Regions from separate parts of the Homo sapiens genome. Here region 2 is linked to region 1. A link is a contact called in ENCODE Hi-C or POLR2A ChIA-PET data. All regions are on one chromosome and are shown on one strand. Each heading gives the region's core, a stretch centred on a gene start or an enhancer-like site at or near the end of the contact. The rest is flanking DNA. Distances are from core to core; before and after follow the strand shown.

Region 1 (6,123 bases), core at 1,772-4,271:
ACAGTGAGCCCTTCATTAGGTAACCTAAAATTCCCTGGCAGCAGCGGTTGAGAGACGTCCCCATCTCTCAGCCCGAAGCCAGGAGCTGCAGAAGACAAGTAGCCCCTTCTCCGTGGATTGCAATCCAAGGCAGCCCAAGGAAACAAGGCAGTCCGTTATTTCCTCCTGGGGCACCCGTATGGGGAGGGTGAAGGAGAAACTAGCAAAAGAGCCATACAGAATTAGCACCCGAAGCAACACTTACCCATAAACATTTGCACATTTCGCCTCCTGTCCGTCAACTTGGACTGATCTGCGGCTCCCAGCGGAGGCGGCGAGAAGGCGACGGGAGGCTGGGGTTTCTGGACGGTCTTTGGGCAGGACTTGAGGAGCCGCTGTTTCTCTTGCCTAATGTCGTCGATTACTAGCAGGCGCAACAGCACATGGTATATGGAGAGGCTGTGCACATAGGTTACTCTAGTGTCTCCCGCTCCCACACCTCCTGGCCCTGTTGCTCCAGCTTCCCACCCCCATCCCACAACACACCCCCTGCTTTAAATGGGCAGCTGACGGTAAGGTTCTCTAAATTTCTCTTCTGGGGCAAACTCATCCTCAAGATTCCCCAGTTGAAGTCCAGAAACAAACCCACACACCCTTGTTAAAAAAACTTTAATGTGATTTTAAAGGAATCTCTGGAATGGCGTGTGTTTGAACGCAGTGCGGCAGACTGGATCTCTGCCGTCCCCCATCCCCAACCTCCAATTAAGGTATATACGGCCAGTTGGATGATCCACTGTGCTTTTATTTTAAATCATGATGGACAGATTGCGTGAAAAACAAGGAATTCCAAAGAATTTCCTGCTCTGGGAAGAGAAGTTAAATCTATATTTAACAACATTTGAAGCTGTCAAGAATGCTTTGTGGTTGGATAACAGAGGCAGAAAAATGTTAAAAACGCAGGCTACTGCTATACCCAAATATGGAAATATTGTTACGTCTGGTGTCTGATTCACCATCTGGAAATACTTACAACCATGAAGTCAAATAGAAAAGACGCCACAACAGAAGCCAGGAACCCTCCTCTCCATTCTCTCTCTAGTTCAACCAGTACTGTCCCTGCACCCCTCCTCCCCCCTCCCGCCCCCCGTCACTTCATTAAGAAGGAAACAATAATGAAATGATAAGGCAGGAAAAACAGTGTTTTGTAAATAATAATTGATGTATTAACCTGTGTACGTGTTGGGCCCACACTTTCCTCACTGTATTTGCATAACACCTGACAATCCATTGTCTTGAAAAGTCTCCCACCCCTAACCCTCTAACAGAGCTTTAGAGATCCCACTCCCTCTAGCAAATGCTGCTTCCATTTATGAAAGGGCACTTTGGAATGAATGAAACTGAACTCCTTCCTGCAAGAATTCTCTTCACTGGAGTGTGTTTTCATCCTGACAGATTCTCATTGTGCTTATCAGGAAAGTCAGCATTAGCACTAAGGGCCTTTTCAAGCAAGACTGCTAAATTATGAAGTCTGAATAGCCTTAAACATTAAAAAGGATAAGTAGTTATCCTAGAGCATATGAGTCTTACATGATAATTTTTATTAAAATTATGCAAAAAGTTTTTGAAACTTGCAGGGAAAGTTTATCAATCACACTAATGGTATTGGTGATGTTCAAGTAAATTGTCTTGTGGTGGGGTCTTCTACTGAGTGTGTTGCAAGTAGAACGGGATCTTAAAATCTGCTGACATTTTTACTGCAAAATATTACATCCTAAATCTCTTTTCTGTACTTGGAGAGAAGGGCATTGCAATTCATTTAAAATGGGAGGCTTCCAGTGGTCCCTAGGAAAGGAGTTAAAAACCCCACAAAATGTCCAGCTTGAAGGAGTCTGCTTTTCCCAGAGATTCATAGGGCACAATGGTCCTGGAATCTGGTTTGGCCTTGCGGTCTTTGCAGGTGATGATTTCAGGCCACTCCACGGTGGTCTCCTGCACTTCTGGCTGGCTGCTTGGTTAGCATAGCCTCCTGCCCGCGGAGGGAGGCGGGAAGGGCTTACCCCGTCTCCTGCATCCGTGAGGAAGTATAAGTCAGCCTCCCGGAGAACTCCCCGCGTTCGTTTCCTCTCGGACTTCCAACCCAGGCAGTGGGCTGGAACTAAAGTGGGAACCTCCAAAAACAAACAAGTACAACATACCCAAAAGAGGGAAGGGCTGGAGGAGTGGGGGAGACCTCTGCCTGGGAATTTGCCAGACGATGGGCAAGTTTCCCCCCGCCCCACCCCCCCCCCGCCTTTTCATTCATAAATGCCACTGTGGGTATTAATTTGCAATTCACTGAACTTTGCTAATAAACATCATGCCAAAGCTTTGGGACTTGTTCCGAACACGCCTCTTTGAAGTCCACAAATATTCCTGACTCAGAGACACACTCCTCTTCCCCGTTCTACTCTTTCAACAGATAACTTGCCTCTCACCTTCGCTGTAAAAAAGCAAACAGCTCACTGCCTTCCCGGGTGAGGGCTTCAGTGGCTGCCCGGTCAACTCGCATCACCAAACAAAACGACTTTTGTTCCTCCCTCTCAGGTCCTCCCACCCACCCAGTCCAGGCAAAGTTCTGAACTGGCCCCCCTCGCCCCTCACGACCCTCCAACTACCATCACCACCATCACGCCCCAAAGAACCCTTCCCAACATAAGTCGTAATTTAAGGTGGAAAAAACGAACTGTTTTCTTGACGGGTCTGGGACACACACACACACACACACACACACACACACACCCCCCGAACTGTTTTCTTGACGGGTCTGGGAGACAGACACACACACAGACACACACACACACACACACACACACACACACACACACACACACACACACACACAAAGGTGCAATGGAGCCAGGGGAGGCGCTTGGCAGCAGCCCGCGCCAACCAGCATTCCTGAGATGTTTGAGAATTCTGGAACGCGCAGACAGAGCCGACGTCACTGCAACACGCGGCGCCTCCGCCGGCCCGTATAAAAGGCGGGCTCCGGGGCGCCTGGGCAGACCGCGAGCGAGAGCGCCCCCGAGCAGCGCCCGCGCCCTCCGCGCCTTCTCCGCCGGGACCTCGAGCGAAAGACGCCCGCCCGCCGCCCAGCCCTCGCCTCCCTGCCCACCGGGCCCACCGCGCCGCCACCCCGACCCCGCTGCGCACGGCCTGTCCGCTGCACACCAGCTTGTTGGCGTCTTCGTCGCCGCGCTCGCCCCGGGCTACTCCTGCGCGCCACAATGAGCTCCCGCATCGCCAGGGCGCTCGCCTTAGTCGTCACCCTTCTCCACTTGACCAGGCTGGTGAGTTGGACTCTCCTTTTGCCACCTATTCCCCGTCCGCTCTCCAGCCCCTTCCCCTGGTCCCAGATTGCCCACGGCAGGAAAAGTTAAAAAGTTCGCGATCGTTTGCGGGTAGCCGTTTCTTTAAGCACTCTCCCCCTCCCCCCGAAGACGTGTCGGGACCTCTTGGTGGGAGCAGCCTTCCGAGGTGGCCGGGCTGGACGAGATCAGAGGCTCCCCGTCGATAGGGTCGGAGACCCCCGTCCCTCACTGCGGCAGCCGCGGCGCCCCTCCTGCGCACCGCGCCGAGTCTCACGCGTATCTTCTCCCCCTTCCAGGCGCTCTCCACCTGCCCCGCTGCCTGCCACTGCCCCCTGGAGGCGCCCAAGTGCGCGCCGGGAGTCGGGCTGGTCCGGGACGGCTGCGGCTGCTGTAAGGTCTGCGCCAAGCAGCTCAACGAGGACTGCAGCAAAACGCAGCCCTGCGACCACACCAAGGGGCTGGAATGCAACTTCGGCGCCAGCTCCACCGCTCTGAAGGGGATCTGCAGAGGTAAGATGCTTGTGGTTTGGCCCCTTTAAAAAAAATACTAGTCCCCATAGTCCAGAAGTTTAGTAATTCTGAGACCATGTATGGTGATGCTTTGTTGTTGGTAGCTTGGCAGAAAGGCACATGATTTCAGCAGTCTGGAATGCAATTCAGTGTGTCTGGGCCCAACGAAAGCGCATACGGAAAAGTGATTCCTGACTAACTTATTGTTCTGGTCTGGAGTCTCCGGGGAATTGTAGGGAACTTTACCATAAATTGAATTTAACAGCAGAAAATATGTATGAGTTTCAGGCGGTGGTTTGGAATCTTAACTTTATCCCCTTCTACCTTTCTCTTTTGGTGATCTTTGCAGCTCAGTCAGAGGGCAGACCCTGTGAATATAACTCCAGAATCTACCAAAACGGGGAAAGTTTCCAGCCCAACTGTAAACATCAGTGCACATGTATTGATGGCGCCGTGGGCTGCATTCCTCTGTGTCCCCAAGAACTATCTCTCCCCAACTTGGGCTGTCCCAACCCTCGGCTGGTCAAAGTTACCGGGCAGTGCTGCGAGGAGTGGGTCTGTGACGAGGATAGTATCAAGGACCCCATGGAGGACCAGGACGGCCTCCTTGGCAAGGAGCTGGGATTCGATGCCTCCGAGGTGGAGTTGACGAGAAACAATGAATTGATTGCAGTTGGAAAAGGCAGCTCACTGAAGCGGCTCCCTGGTAAGTGGAGACTGAGCACTTCAGACACTGTACTGAGATGCATTTCTGGTCTAAATCTTTGTAGAAATGAGTGCTTGAGCCTGTTTGTGTCGGTATGCCTCTGAGAAGTCTTCCCTCTTATATGTCTCTAGTTTTTGGAATGGAGCCTCGCATCCTATACAACCCTTTACAAGGCCAGAAATGTATTGTTCAAACAACTTCATGGTCCCAGTGCTCAAAGACCTGTGGAACTGGTATCTCCACACGAGTTACCAATGACAACCCTGAGTGCCGCCTTGTGAAAGAAACCCGGATTTGTGAGGTGCGGCCTTGTGGACAGCCAGTGTACAGCAGCCTGAAAGTAAGTTCCTTCAGGGACGTGTAGACTGTTGCCTGGCAGGTGGGTGGGATGTGAACATCTTTTTGAAGAAAGAGAAATATCACCCCTAACTTTCCTTCTCTCCTTTCTCTTACAGAAGGGCAAGAAATGCAGCAAGACCAAGAAATCCCCCGAACCAGTCAGGTTTACTTACGCTGGATGTTTGAGTGTGAAGAAATACCGGCCCAAGTACTGCGGTTCCTGCGTGGACGGCCGATGCTGCACGCCCCAGCTGACCAGGACTGTGAAGATGCGGTTCCGCTGCGAAGATGGGGAGACATTTTCCAAGAACGTCATGATGATCCAGTCCTGCAAATGCAACTACAACTGCCCGCATGCCAATGAAGCAGCGTTTCCCTTCTACAGGCTGTTCAATGACATTCACAAATTTAGGGACTAAATGCTACCTGGGTTTCCAGGGCACACCTAGACAAACAAGGGAGAAGAGTGTCAGAATCAGAATCATGGAGAAAATGGGCGGGGGTGGTGTGGGTGATGGGACTCATTGTAGAAAGGAAGCCTTGCTCATTCTTGAGGAGCATTAAGGTATTTCGAAACTGCCAAGGGTGCTGGTGCGGATGGACACTAATGCAGCCACGATTGGAGAATACTTTGCTTCATAGTATTGGAGCACATGTTACTGCTTCATTTTGGAGCTTGTGGAGTTGATGACTTTCTGTTTTCTGTTTGTAAATTATTTGCTAAGCATATTTTCTCTAGGCTTTTTTCCTTTTGGGGTTCTACAGTCGTAAAAGAGATAATAAGATTAGTTGGACAGTTTAAAGCTTTTATTCGTCCTTTGACAAAAGTAAATGGGAGGGCATTCCATCCCTTCCTGAAGGGGGACACTCCATGAGTGTCTGTGAGAGGCAGCTATCTGCACTCTAAACTGCAAACAGAAATCAGGTGTTTTAAGACTGAATGTTTTATTTATCAAAATGTAGCTTTTGGGGAGGGAGGGGAAATGTAATACTGGAATAATTTGTAAATGATTTTAATTTTATATTCAGTGAAAAGATTTTATTTATGGAATTAACCATTTAATAAAGAAATATTTACCTAATATCTGAGTGTATGCCATTCGGTATTTTTAGAGGTGCTCCAAAGTCATTAGGAACAACCTAGCTCACGTACTCAATTATTCAAACAGGACTTATTGGGATACAGCAGTGAATTAAGCTATTAAAATAAGATAATGATTGCTTTTATACCTTCAGTAG
Region 2 (6,123 bases), core at 1,053-3,552, 380 kb before region 1:
GTTTTAGCTCTGTGACAAAAGGGTGAAAAATATTTGACTATTTTTTGTTATGGCTGAAATTCAACTATGGTACCAAGAGTTAAAACTAAGCCAAAGGGGGGGAGGTAAAAATATTGTGGCAATAAAATATAATAAATGATTACAAATTACTCCTGGAAATGCATGTTTAATATGAACTTAGTATAAAGTACACCTCTCAACAAAGAATTTACATTCTATTATCCTTTTGTTCAAGTGAAATGGAATATTTAACCTTGAGAATAAAATTTGACAGGTGTGTATTAGAGCCGTATAGACAGGAAAAAACTTTGCAAGTTGGCACACACTTTGAATGAATCATTTGATTTGTCTTCATTGTTTGATAAGAAGTTTTGTGAACTTTGTTTCTCCCCACTGTTGTGTGTTTATTGGTTAAACAAAGTTAATGTGTATAAATCCAGTCCTGTAGGATTTATAATTACTACCAGAGAAACCGCCAAGTACTGTGAATACCTTTTACATTTCAGGATTTAATGTTTTCCAAATTATTCCTGACTTATAAGTCTTTATGATCACTAAAAATTTTTATATGTAAGAGTATTCAAAAGACCATGTTGTTTTGGCTCACTTTGAAGATATTATACTCCTTTCAGGAAAGATATTTTGATATTTACAACATAATTGACTGGTTTCTAGAATTGATAACCTAAACCTTCAGTGATAGTTAAAAATCATGCACATACAAAATAGGGAGCTTAATCCTATTATAAGGATCAATATACTTTTTAAAAAACTAATTTACTTCTCTTATAAATAGGATTTAAGTTTGCAAATGACTGCTTTAAAAACAAAACTACCTGAGGAACATTTTTCTTTTGATTAAAATGTTAGTGTCCTTGATTTTTCACAATAAAAAGATTACTTTGTTGAGGTTTCTTTGTCGGGGGGAGGCAGGTGGAGAGATGGTGTATGTGAAATACTACCTGACTAAAAAATTCTACTTATGGTAGGGTTTTTTTTGTTTGATTTGTTTGGGTTTTTGGTTGTGTGTATGTATGCATGTGTGTGCGTGCCTGGGAGAGGCAAAAAAAAAAAGTTGTAATGAGTAAAATGACAGTTTATGAAGCCTATAAAATCTACCTTGAATCAAATTCAAATTTACAAACTCCACAAAAGTCTACGGATTTGCCTAGAGCTACAAAGAATAAAAATCAAGACAGTGCCGCCCATCTGTAAACCTACTAAAAGTGTGTTATACTTAACCTTTACTCCTTTAGGTAATACTTAGGGAATAGACACACTGGTTTTTCGAGAAGAAATCACAACCTCAATTCTTCATGCCATTGTCTGATTAAAAAGAAAAAAAAAAGCAAAACGAGTAAATGCATTACATTAAGTAACCCCGAAATTACTTTAAGCTGCCACTTACATGACACTTACTTTCGCCCGGTAACGTACCTGTCGCAAAAACATAACTTTTTCTTGGCTCTTAAGACAGAAGCCCAGTCGGTAAACAGTAAGGCTCGCGGTGCTAGCATTTTCATCGCAAAGTATCCTACCTGTCAGCGTAATTCTTTGGTCTGGAGGCACCGACAGGACACGGTTTTCACGCACTTTCAAAGCGCCCACATTTGGGGAGGCTGCCTGCGTTCCTGTGACTTTGGGAGCCGTCCCACGGGCACGACCCTTCATTCCCAGGGACAGCAGACGCCCTTTGTACATCCACTTCTGCAGCTTCTTGACTGTCACTGCCGGCGGCCTGAGGAAGGAGGGGCCTTCCTGGCGGTCTCCTTTGCCACTGCGTATCACAGAGGACCCCGCTGGATCCCTGAAAGGGCTTCCCGAGGAGCAGCCGTGGTCCTTGCAGCCTGGAGGCTGGAGGCCGGTGGGTGCAGCCGCCCGGGCGCGGTCCCCACTCCAGCCGTCCATCCTGCCTCCACGTGGCGGGGGCTCGTCCCAGTCCCGGTGCGCGCCGCACCTGATCCAGCTGTCGCTCGGCCACCGCTGGAAGGGAGGCGGCTTGGCACCCACCCGGAGGCTCTCGAGGCTTCTGCTGCAGGACGGCCGCATCCGAGGAGTCCGCAGCTGGCCTCCCCGCGGCTCCCTCTGAGGCGACCGGGGCGGGGACACCTGCTGCCGAGGGCGTCCGCCGCCTCCCCGCTCCCCGTCCCGGGGGCAGGCTCGGCGGTACGCGGCGCCGCGGGAAGGCGGCTGGCCCGGAGCCCGGGCTCCCGCGGGGAAGCTGTGATCCGCCAAGCCCCTGCCGCCCCGCCGCGCGCCCGAGTCAGGGGGCAGGTCGTGCATGGCCTGGATCAGCAGATAATAGGCCTCTCGCAACTGGGTCCGCAGCCTGCCTGTCTCCAGGCGGCCGCCCTCCGCCCCCAGGGAGGAGCCCGCCGCTGGGGGAGGCGGGGGACGCCGTTCCGCCTCCGCCCCCTCAGGCTCGGGCGCAGACTGCGAGCCGCCGGGCAGGTTTTCGTAGTAGTCGGCGTCGTAGTCGTCTTCGTCCTTGTCGTCTTCCTCCTCCTCTCCGCTGTCCTCGGAGCCCTCCGGGGAGTGCGGAGGGGCGTGAGCGAGCCCATGGCTCTGGGGGGCGGCCTCCTGCCCGCCGCGCGGCCGAGGCCCGAGCGCCCCCAACTGCTCCGGGTGCCCTCCGGGGACCCGCGCCCCGGGACCCCACGCCTCAGGTGACGGCGAGGGCTGCTGTAGGCTCCGCCCGTGTCCCCCGGCGTGCTCACGTGGGAGGGTGTCTGCGGCACCCCAGGCGTCTCCCGCGGCTGCCGAAGAGGCCGCCACCGCAGCTGCGGCTGCCGCCCGGAGCCCTAGCCCCCCGGTGCCGCGGGGACCCCGCCTTCCCCGGAGCCTGGACAGCGTCCTCCTCAGAGGGTCCGCCATCCCCTCTGCCTTAGCCGCGAGGCTCACCCCCGCCAGGGGGAGAGGTCGGAGCCCCGCTGGGGAGAAAACCGCGCTCGCGGAGGCGGAGGCGGAGGCGGCGGCGGCTCCCCATGACCGGCGCTGGCCCTCGCCGGCTCCTCACATACTTGGCATAACTCTGCCGCGGGAAGGCGTGGGGGAGGGCGGTGGCGCCGCAACGCGCATGCCCCGGAGCCCCGGGCCGCGACGGGGCGCGCGGGCCGGGGGCGGCAGAGGTGGGTTCTCGGGGTGGGCGAGTGGTGCAGGTGGAGGCGGAGGGCGCGGGCCGGTAGGTTGAGTAGTAGGTCGGCTGAAGCTGACCGACGGAAGCAGGGGTGGGCGCACAGAGCGCGAAGGGTGCGGGGAGAGTTGAGGCAGGGGAAAGAAGAACGAGCAGGAACGTGAGTTTGGGCTGGTGGCTGCAAAGTTTTGGTTAGGGAGCCCGAGAAAGGGAAAGTGCCCTCCTGGCTGTCACCCCAGCACCTTCACCGCCACCGCTGCACGAGGTGTGTCTTAGGCACAGCAAGTCCTAGCTTGAGAGAAAACAAAGATTGTTTTGACGGACAAAGTACGAGTGCAGGTGTATCTCGGTGCATGTGTTCTAGAAATGTATCAATCATTTTAATCGCCCAGAGAGCTAGCTAGCTAAAAGAAATTTGCAGCGATTCCTTTTCTATAAGAGTTCTTTTATCAAAAACAAAACAAAACCCACCCACCGATGTCTCTTTTAAGTCTGTTTTTCCTTCTTTATTTCAGTTAATGCATGCTAACAAAATTATTACATCAGCCAAAACTTGTAAAATGGAGCCACAAATATTATGTCCCTCATCACCCTACCTACAAGATTATCATACAGGTTTGCAGCTTTCTAATATAAAAAAGTTAACACTTCATTTTAATTTAAATAGTGAGTTGAGAAGCAATTGAATTGAAGTTGAGACACAGTGTAATCTAGAAATACCGGCTGTCTCCCAAAAACGTTAAATTCCAGGTTCTGGGCAGCAGTTGCAAACTCAAGTACCCCTCGTTGCCAGAGATTAATTGATTCAGTGACTGATAAGAATCAGTCGTGCTATCATCCCTGATTTGAGTTACTTTTTTTAGTGTTTACATAGTAGAAAGGGCCTTTTTCTGAGTTACTCATAAATATGCTGACACCTAGCACAGTGCGTGCACTTAGTAGATACTCAAATACTTAAGAAAATATTTGTTGAATAAATAAATGTTTGCATTACTGAATAAAATGAAATAATTTTGCCCTAATTTACCTTATTTGCAACTGCAGTATATTTTCCTATGTCAGTTGTTTTCTTGTTGTCCAGTGGCTCCAATCTCTGAATGTGCTTTGACTATACTACCTTTATTAGTACCTAGTCTCTGCTTTCTGGAATAATTGTTACCTGCATCTGAGATTTGCAGATAAGAGAGAATATTTGCAGAAATCTTACCCACTCTCTAAAACTCTGCTCTAGGCCAGGCGGGGTGGCTCATGCCTGTAATCTTAGCACTTTGAGAGGCTGAGATGGGCAGATTGCTTGAGCCCAGGAGTTCAAGACCAGCCTGGACAACATGGCACAACCTGGTCTCTACGAGGAACAAAAACAAACAAAAAAAAAAACACAAAAAAAATTGGCTAGATGTGGTGGTGTGCACCTGTAGTCCTAGCTACTCTAGAGGCCGCGGTGGGAGGATCACTTGAGCCTGTGAGGCTGAAGCTGCAATGAACCGAGATCATGACACTTCATTCCAACCTGGATGACTGAGGGAGATTCTGTCTCAAAATAATAAGAATAAAATAATAAAACTCAGCTCAACTGCCTTCTTGTTTATGAAGTCATCTCTGATCTCCCAGACGGGAACTCAAGTTCTAAACTTCAATATTACTTTATTCCCACCCATAGTATAGTTACTGTTTTTTGTTTTATACAGTTTGTATACATGTCCTTTCTCCTTTACAAGAAAATTCATAAACTCCCTAAGGGCAGAAACTGTTTATAATTGACCTTTATATTCTCCACAGGAGTATAACTTTAGCATCTTATATATTGTGCATGATGAATAAACATTTTTGAATTAATATCAATTTTAATTTAGAGAGAACAAGTGGCTTTAATTCCAGTCTATTGCCTAACTCTCCACTAGACCATGCTATATTAGTGTTGTTTTAAAATTCTTTCTGCGATGAGTAAGAGACACAGTTTGTTAAATAATCTTAATTCGTATCTAAGAAAATGCAATGAAATGTGATGAAATATTACACTATAATTTGCATATATTGATATTTGTAGTTCTACAATATTTTCATTCCATGGGCCCCAGGCTATTTAATGAATAGTCAAGGCATAAAACTATGTCCCAGTGAAATATTCCCACAGGAAATGACTGATAGCAAAGTTGCCAATAATGGTTCTATAAACACAATTTGATCTCTATCTCAGAAATTGTTTCCATTCCAACTCTGTTGCAAAATCTTTTTATGCTTTGTAGTTAACATAGCTGTTAAGAACACTATAAGCTGCATATATATCTATATGCAGATAGATATATATGAGTAGAAAAATATAACCTTGAAGATCTGGATTGAACTTCATCCCGAATTCAGTTTATCCACTTGTTCAGGAGTTATAAAACATTGGTTATTGGCCAATATAAAATACTATGCATTGTTCTAGGCGTTACTCAGAACTAAGTTTGATGCAGCATACCACGACTGAACTTAATGCTTCTTTAAAGTTGAGAATGTTCTAACTCATGAATTCACAATTTTAATCATTTTGTGTCACAACAGAAATTAATAAGGCAGTCATGGCCATATGACACTATTTAAAGACCTTAATAATGTAAATTCCACTTTTCTGTATGTGCATTACACATCAATAAAAAGTTGGTAAAAATGTAATTCTAAAGAGACAATGCCCACAAAACTTATATTATGCCTAATATAATTAAGATAATGACAAGATATGAACATAAACTATACTTTGTAAAATCTTTTTTTACAATTTGTATCCTATTCCCTCACTTATCTCAATTTTCATATCTTTCTAATCCATAGATTCCCATGAAAATTAGGGGATGGGAATCATTTTTCAGTGTTTATACTTGTTTCTCAGTGACTGGGAAATAATTTTGATGCCCCATCTATTACTAACTATGTGTTGGCACTGTCACAAAAGATATAACAACTACGGGATAACAGGGCTCCAGTAAGGCAGGGATCCAAACTAGGGA

The links. A loop is a pair of places that touch in the nucleus more often than their neighbours do. ChIA-PET counts read pairs that join two places held with the same protein, here RNA polymerase II (POLR2A). Pooled maps may share reads with other maps.
Region 2: a loop to region 1 is called in a map of gastrocnemius medialis, with 7 times the contacts of the local background. The contact joins the promoter of SYDE2 here to the promoter of CCN1 in region 1. A Hi-C loop is called at or near these places in 1 of 168 maps with a recorded cell type or tissue (gastrocnemius medialis) and 10 of 50 pooled maps. POLR2A ChIA-PET finds 5 or more read pairs at or near these places in 1 of 52 experiments (H1).

Annotation. Positions count from the first base shown.
Region 1 is chr1:85,577,740-85,583,862 of GRCh38, forward strand. It overlaps CCN1 (cellular communication network factor 1), which reads left to right and starts at 3,022. Exons shown (of 5, transcript NM_001554.5): 1 at 3,022-3,308; 2 at 3,626-3,839; 3 at 4,189-4,545; 4 at 4,677-4,885; 5 at 5,001-6,123. The coding sequence starts at 3,246. The coding sequence ends at 5,303. It also overlaps a transcript of DDAH1 not described here. RefSeq lists enhancers at 131-190, 2,590-3,112, 2,843-2,892, 4,159-4,680 and silencers at 3,003-3,132, 3,563-3,622, 3,633-3,682, 3,693-3,742.
Region 2 is chr1:85,198,714-85,204,836 of GRCh38, forward strand. It overlaps SYDE2 (synapse defective Rho GTPase homolog 2), which reads right to left and starts at 2,303. Exons shown (of 7, transcript NM_032184.2): 1 at 1,539-2,303. The coding sequence starts at 2,283. LOC124904207 (a long non-coding RNA gene) reads right to left here and starts at 1,529. Exons shown (of 2, transcript XR_007066199.1): 1 at 1,438-1,529; 2 at 1-1,326. RefSeq lists an enhancer at 1,418-2,029 and a silencer at 2,042-3,191.